Linked DNA regions of Homo sapiens: region 1 is linked to region 2. A link is a contact called in ENCODE Hi-C or POLR2A ChIA-PET data. All regions are on one chromosome and are shown on one strand. Each heading gives the region's core, a stretch centred on a gene start or an enhancer-like site at or near the end of the contact. The rest is flanking DNA. Distances are from core to core; before and after follow the strand shown. Region 1 has its middle 16 kb from the start of MTX1. Region 2 holds the start of SLC50A1 (solute carrier family 50 member 1).

What was found. A loop is a pair of places that touch in the nucleus more often than their neighbours do. ChIA-PET counts read pairs that join two places held with the same protein, here RNA polymerase II (POLR2A). Pooled maps may share reads with other maps.
Region 1: a map of PC-9 shows a loop between it and region 2 (18-fold over the local background). The contact joins the enhancer-like site here to the promoter of SLC50A1 in region 2. A Hi-C loop is called at or near these places in 2 of 168 maps with a recorded cell type or tissue (PC-9 and naive thymus-derived CD4-positive, alpha-beta T cell), 7 of 37 single-sample maps with no recorded cell type and 16 of 50 pooled maps. POLR2A ChIA-PET finds 5 or more read pairs at or near these places in 4 of 52 experiments (HEK293T, MCF 10A, activated B cell and 1 more).

Annotation. Positions count from the first base shown.
Region 1 is chr1:155,223,619-155,226,318 of GRCh38, forward strand. It overlaps the pseudogene GBA1LP. Among named protein-coding and RNA genes, the nearest start is that of MTX1, 16 kb to the left of the region's middle. Within about 2 kb of position 1,298, at least 9 of the 41 ENCODE cell types and tissues checked have a DNase peak (open chromatin) inside an H3K27ac peak, as active enhancers do; they include PC-9, where a contact is called at or near this core.
Region 2 is chr1:155,134,426-155,137,365 of GRCh38, forward strand. SLC50A1 (solute carrier family 50 member 1) reads left to right here and starts at 1,427. Exons shown (of 6, transcript NM_018845.4): 1 at 1,427-1,566; 2 at 1,874-1,951; 3 at 2,403-2,526. The coding sequence starts at 1,487. It overlaps EFNA1 (ephrin A1), which reads left to right. Exons shown (of 5, transcript NM_004428.3): 5 at 1-474. RefSeq lists an enhancer at 868-957 and a silencer at 1,228-1,467.

The sequences.
Region 1 (2,700 bases), core at 48-2,547, 89 kb after region 2:
CAGCTTTGACCTCTCAGGCTCAATTGGATCCTCCCACCTCAGCCTCCATAGTAGCTGGGACTACAGGTACATGCCACCATGCCCAACTAATTTTTGAAATTTATTTTTAGAGATGGGGTCTTCCTATGTTGCCCAGGCTGGTCTCGAATTCCTGAGGTCAAGCAATCCACCTGCCTCAGCCTCCCAAGGTGCTGGGATTATAGGCGTGAGCCATCACTCACCTCTAGTTTCTGGCCTGAGGGTATATTACTCTCCCTGATTACTGACACCAAAAATGATTTCACTCTTGGGTGGGACCTCTGCTGCCCCTTACCCACTAGGGTGTGGGTTTTTTTGGTTTGTTTTTGTCTTTTTTAAGACAGGGCCTCACACTGTCATCCAGGCTGGAATGCAATGGTGTGATCCTGGCTCACTGCAGCCTCGACCACCTGGGCTCAAGGGATCCTCCCACCTTAGCCTCCTGAGTAGCTGGGACCAGAAGTGCACACCACCACACCAAGCTAATTTTTTAACTTTTTATAGAAACAGGTTGCCTAGACTGGTATCGAACTCCTGAGCTCAAGCAATCCTCTTGCCTTGGTTTCCCAAAGTGCTGGAATTACAGGCGTGAGCCACTGAGTCTGACCTTAGGGTGTGGTTTTACCATTGGATTCATGTGATTTACCAATGCTTCAACAGTAACCACAACATTCAATGTACAGCCCAGTGCAGATGGAAGGTCCTTGTACCTCATATGATCTCTTCCAATTTTTCGCAAGATAATAGTCAGTCTTTCATGAGTGCTTATTACATGCACTAGCCTGACAACTCTACATTACAGATAAGAAAATTAAGACTTAGAGGCCAGACGCGATGGCTCACACCTGTAATCCCAACACTTTGGGAGGCCGAAGCGGGCGGATCACAAGGTTAGGAGATCGAGACCATCCTGGCTAACACGGTGAAACCCCGTCTCTACTAAAAATACAAAAATTTAGCCAGGCGTGGCGGTGTGCGACTGTAGTCCCCGCTACTCGGGTGGCTGAGGCAGGAGGATGGCGTGAACCCGGGAGGCGGAGCTTGCAGTGAGCCAAGATCGTGCCACTGCACTCCAGCCTGGGTGACAGAGCGAGACTCCATCTCAAAAAAAAAAAAAAAGAAAAGAAAACTAAGACTTAGAGAAGTTAAATATGTGGCAGAGTGAAGCCTAAGCTCATATCTGTCCTAATCTAAATTCCAAGCAGTTCTGAGTCATCAGGTCACACAGACTGCTTCTCACATGCTTCAGGAATGCCTTTTCAGTCTTCCTTAAAGGTTGCAAACAGTTGCAAAGCAAATTTCATGGTTCCTGTTTCTTCAAAATCTCAAAGCTCTTCATTCAGCCAGGCATGGTCGCTGGAGCGTGTATATTCAACCACTTGAGAAGATGAGGATCTTTTGAGCCCAGGAGTTTGAGACGAACCTGGGCAACATAGGGAAAGCCCTGTCACCTAAAAAAATAAATAATACAACCAGCTCTTCATTTAGAGGCAAGCACAAAATAGGTGCTCAATGTTTGTTGAATGAGTGAGTTGTTACCAACCATACCCCATTATTCAAGGTCCTGCTTGTCAGTGTTTCAGGAAGTGTTCTTGGCAAAGGAGTGGTGAACTTCAGGAAGAATGATGCTGACTCCGAACACAATTATTTATTTATTTATTTATTTATTTATTTATTTATTTATTTACTTATTGAGACAGAGTCTCGCTCTGTAGCCCAGGCTGGAGTGCAATGACGTGATCTCCGCTCACTGCAACCTCTGCCTCCCAGGTTCAAGCAATTCTCCTCCTTCAGCCTCCCAAGTAGCTGGGATTACAGGCGCCCGCCACTACGATCGGAGAATGTTTTGTATTTTTAGTAGAGACAGGGTTTCGCCATGTTGGACAGGCTGGTCTCAAACACCTGACCTCATGTGATCCACCCACCTCGGCCTCCCAAACTGCTGAGATTACAGGCTTGAGCCAGTGTGCCCAGCCTGAACACAATTATTAAAGTCAAAGTGAGACCTAACAGTGGAACTTTGGTTGCGGCTACAGGAAATATGGATTCAAATACTGAACACCAGCTGGGCACAGTGGCTCACGCCTACAATCCTAGCACTTTGGGAGGCTAAGGTAGGAGGACAGCAGAGCCCAAGAGTTCGAGACAAACCTGGCCAACATGGTAAAACGAAAAAATTAACCAGGCATGGTGATGCACACCTGTAGTCTCAGCTGAGGTGGGAGGATCGCCTGAATTGAGGTAGTGGAGGCTGCAGTGAGCTGTGTTCCTGCCACAGCACTCCAGCCTGAGCAACAGAGCAAGACCTTGTCTCTAAATAAATAAACACAACAAAAATAAAACAAATACTGAGCCAGGTGTGGTGGCTCCTGCCTGTAATCTCAGCACTTTAGGAGGCTGAGATGGGCAGATCACTTGAAGTCAGGAGTTCGAGACCAGCCTGGACAACATGATGAAATCTCTACTAAAAATACAAAAATTAGCTGGGACTGATGGCGCTAATCCCTGCTACTCAGGAGGCTGAGGCAGAATTGCTTGAACCTGGAAGGCGGAGGCTGCAGTGAGCCAAGATCACCCCCACTGCTCTGGGTTGCAGTGAGCCAAGATCACACCACCTGGGTGACAGAGCAAGACTGCATCTCAAAAAAAAAAAAAAGAAAGAGAAAAGAAAAGAAAGAGAGA
Region 2 (2,940 bases), core at 177-2,676:
CAAAGATGCCCCCTCCAGGAGAGAGCCAGGATGCCCAGATGAACTGACTGAAGGAAAAGCAAGAAACAGTTTCTTGCTTGGAAGCCAGGTACAGGAGAGGCAGCATGCTTGGGCTGACCCAGCATCTCCCAGCAAGACCTCATCTGTGGAGCTGCCACAGAGAAGTTTGTAGCCAGGTACTGCATTCTCTCCCATCCTGGGGCAGCACTCCCCAGAGCTGTGCCAGCAGGGGGGCTGTGCCAACCTGTTCTTAGAGTGTAGCTGTAAGGGCAGTGCCCATGTGTACATTCTGCCTAGAGTGTAGCCTAAAGGGCAGGGCCCACGTGTATAGTATCTGTATATAAGTTGCTGTGTGTCTGTCCTGATTTCTACAACTGGAGTTTTTTTATACAATGTTCTTTGTCTCAAAATAAAGCAATGTGTTTTTTCGGACATGCTTTTCTGCCACTCCATATTAAAACATATGACCATTGAGTCCCTGCTAAGTGCGAGGCTCTCTGTGCTACAACAGTAGCAACTGGGTTTGAATTTCTTTCTCTCCAAAGAATGTGTGCCCCTCACGAGGCCAAAAGGGTGGGATGTTTCCTCCTCTGAGGGCTGTCCAGGACCGGAGTGCTCCTGACAGCTGTCTCTCGGGTTCTGAGCTGCACTCCACTCTGGAAGTTCTTCCTATCCGACCTCTACCCCACTCCCACTCCGTCACCGCAGGGCTTTGGCATACTACCATTCAGGTACTCACGCTGTTTCGGTGAGTCAGGGAAGCTGGGAACGCCAGCTGAGGCATGCGGCCCCGCCCCACAGCCACACTAGCAGAGACGTGTGGGAGGCTGGGAGGGAAAGTTCCCAGTAACAAGTGGGTTGGACCGGGGGTCAGTGATAGAGGCGTCAGTGGATTGGCCACGTCATGTAAAGTTGACCCGAGAGGGAGGGCAAAAGAGGAAGGCTTGGTGATTCCTGGTAATGTGTTATTTTGAGAAAAAGCTTCGGCAGCACACTCCAGAAAAAAACTTCCCAAACCCTGGGCAACTGAGGTTCTGATGTGGAGCTCTGGATGGAAAGCGTGCTGAAGTCTTGTTAAACTAGCAAGCTTTTGTTTGGAGGTCCACCGCCGAAGGCGCACAGGCCTGTGGGAACACGAGCGTTGAGACTGGGGGCGTCTAGATGATCCAAGGGGTAGGCAGAGTGTGAGCAGCGGCAGGTATCGGGGACACACCCGCGGAGCCCTAGGAAGGGGACTGACCGGGACATGGAAGAGGTCTGGACCAGGGTACTGGGAAGGCGCTCGGAGGAGAGGGGCGCGAGTTCCGGTTCGGCGTCGGAGGGAGGGTGGGGCTTCGGCGCAGTTTCCGGAGGGACGGCCCGAGCGTGCGGGGGCGGAGCCGAGTGCGCGGGGCGGGGCTCCAGAGCCGCAGGTCTGGGCTGCAGTAGGTCCCGGCAACCGCAGGCTCGCGGCGGGCGCTGGGCGCGGGATCCGACTCTAGTCGTAATGGAGGCGGGCGGCTTTCTGGACTCGCTCATTTACGGAGCATGCGTGGTCTTCACCCTTGGCATGTTCTCCGCCGGCCTGTGAGAGTGCGGCCGGGCTGGGTTGGGGAGGACTAGGCAGTCAGGAAAGGAGAGAGAGGGGACAGAGACGTGGCCACAGCACCTGGCTCGTCCGGAACCGGGATCAAAGTGGGATCGGGTCGAGGGGACCGGGGTACAAGGGCGAGGCTGGTCACTAGGCCTGAAGGAGAAGGCAGGATAGCTGGCGGGGGGGAGAGGGGGCGGGGTCTGCGGTGGTCCGGAAAGGATGACAGGCATTGGGCATCCCCCTCTAGCACTCTGCTTCTCCCTTCCCACCCCCACCCCTCCCTTCGGGGCCCCATTACAGCTCGGACCTCAGGCACATGCGAATGACCCGGAGTGTGGACAACGTCCAGTTCCTGCCCTTTCTCACCACGGAAGTCAAGTGAGGGGCCGACGGCTGCGGTAGTGGGAAAGGCTACCAGAGGGAGGTGGGGGCGGGGCAGGAGGAGCAAGAGTGAAAGAGGTTTGGCCGGGCGCGGTGGCTCACGCCTGTAATCCCTGCACTTTGGGAGGCCGAGACGGGCGGATCACGAGGTCAGGAGATCCAGACCATCCTGGCTAACACGGTGAAACCCCGTCTCTACTAAAAATACAAAAAATTAGCCGGGCGTGGTGCCGGGCGCCTGTAGTCCCAGCTACTCGGGAGGCTGAGGCAGGAGAATGGCGTGAACCCAGGAGGCGGAGCTTGCAGTGAGCCGAGATCGTGCCACCGCACTCCAGCCTGGGCGACAGAGCGAGACTACGTCTCAAAAAAAAAAAAAGAGTGAAAGACCCTTTGGGTCCTCCTCTCACACTGAACCCTTTGAGCCATGTCCATCCCCTCCACCCTGCAGCAACCTGGGCTGGCTGAGTTATGGGGCTTTGAAGGGAGACGGGATCCTCATCGTCGTCAACACAGTGGGTGCTGCGCTTCAGACCCTGTATATCTTGGCATATCTGCATTACTGCCCTCGGAAGGTAGAGGCCCTCCCTTGGACCCACCTATCTGCTGCACGCCCTGCCTTGCTGGCAGGGCAAACACTATTTCCTAGAAGACTGTAACAGCTGGCACTGCCACCTTTTCCAGGAAGGCCTCTCCAGCCTTGCAGGTCCCCTTCCTCTATGAAGCCAGCCTTCTGAGATGAACACATTGCCCCCATTTAGGCAAGGCTGGTAGCTCTGCCTAGCCTGAGATGCCTATGCTGCCTGCCCTGGGCTTCAGCCAACAAGCTAAGGGGAAAGGGCTTTTGTCTCTGATATTTCTTTCAGAGCCAGGGCCTGTGGGTGAGAATGAGATGATTAGCTCTGCGTCCCTGCTAAATCACACAAGCATTTATGAAGCTCCTACTGTGTGTGCCAAGCACACAGAAAAAAACACATATTTATCTCCCC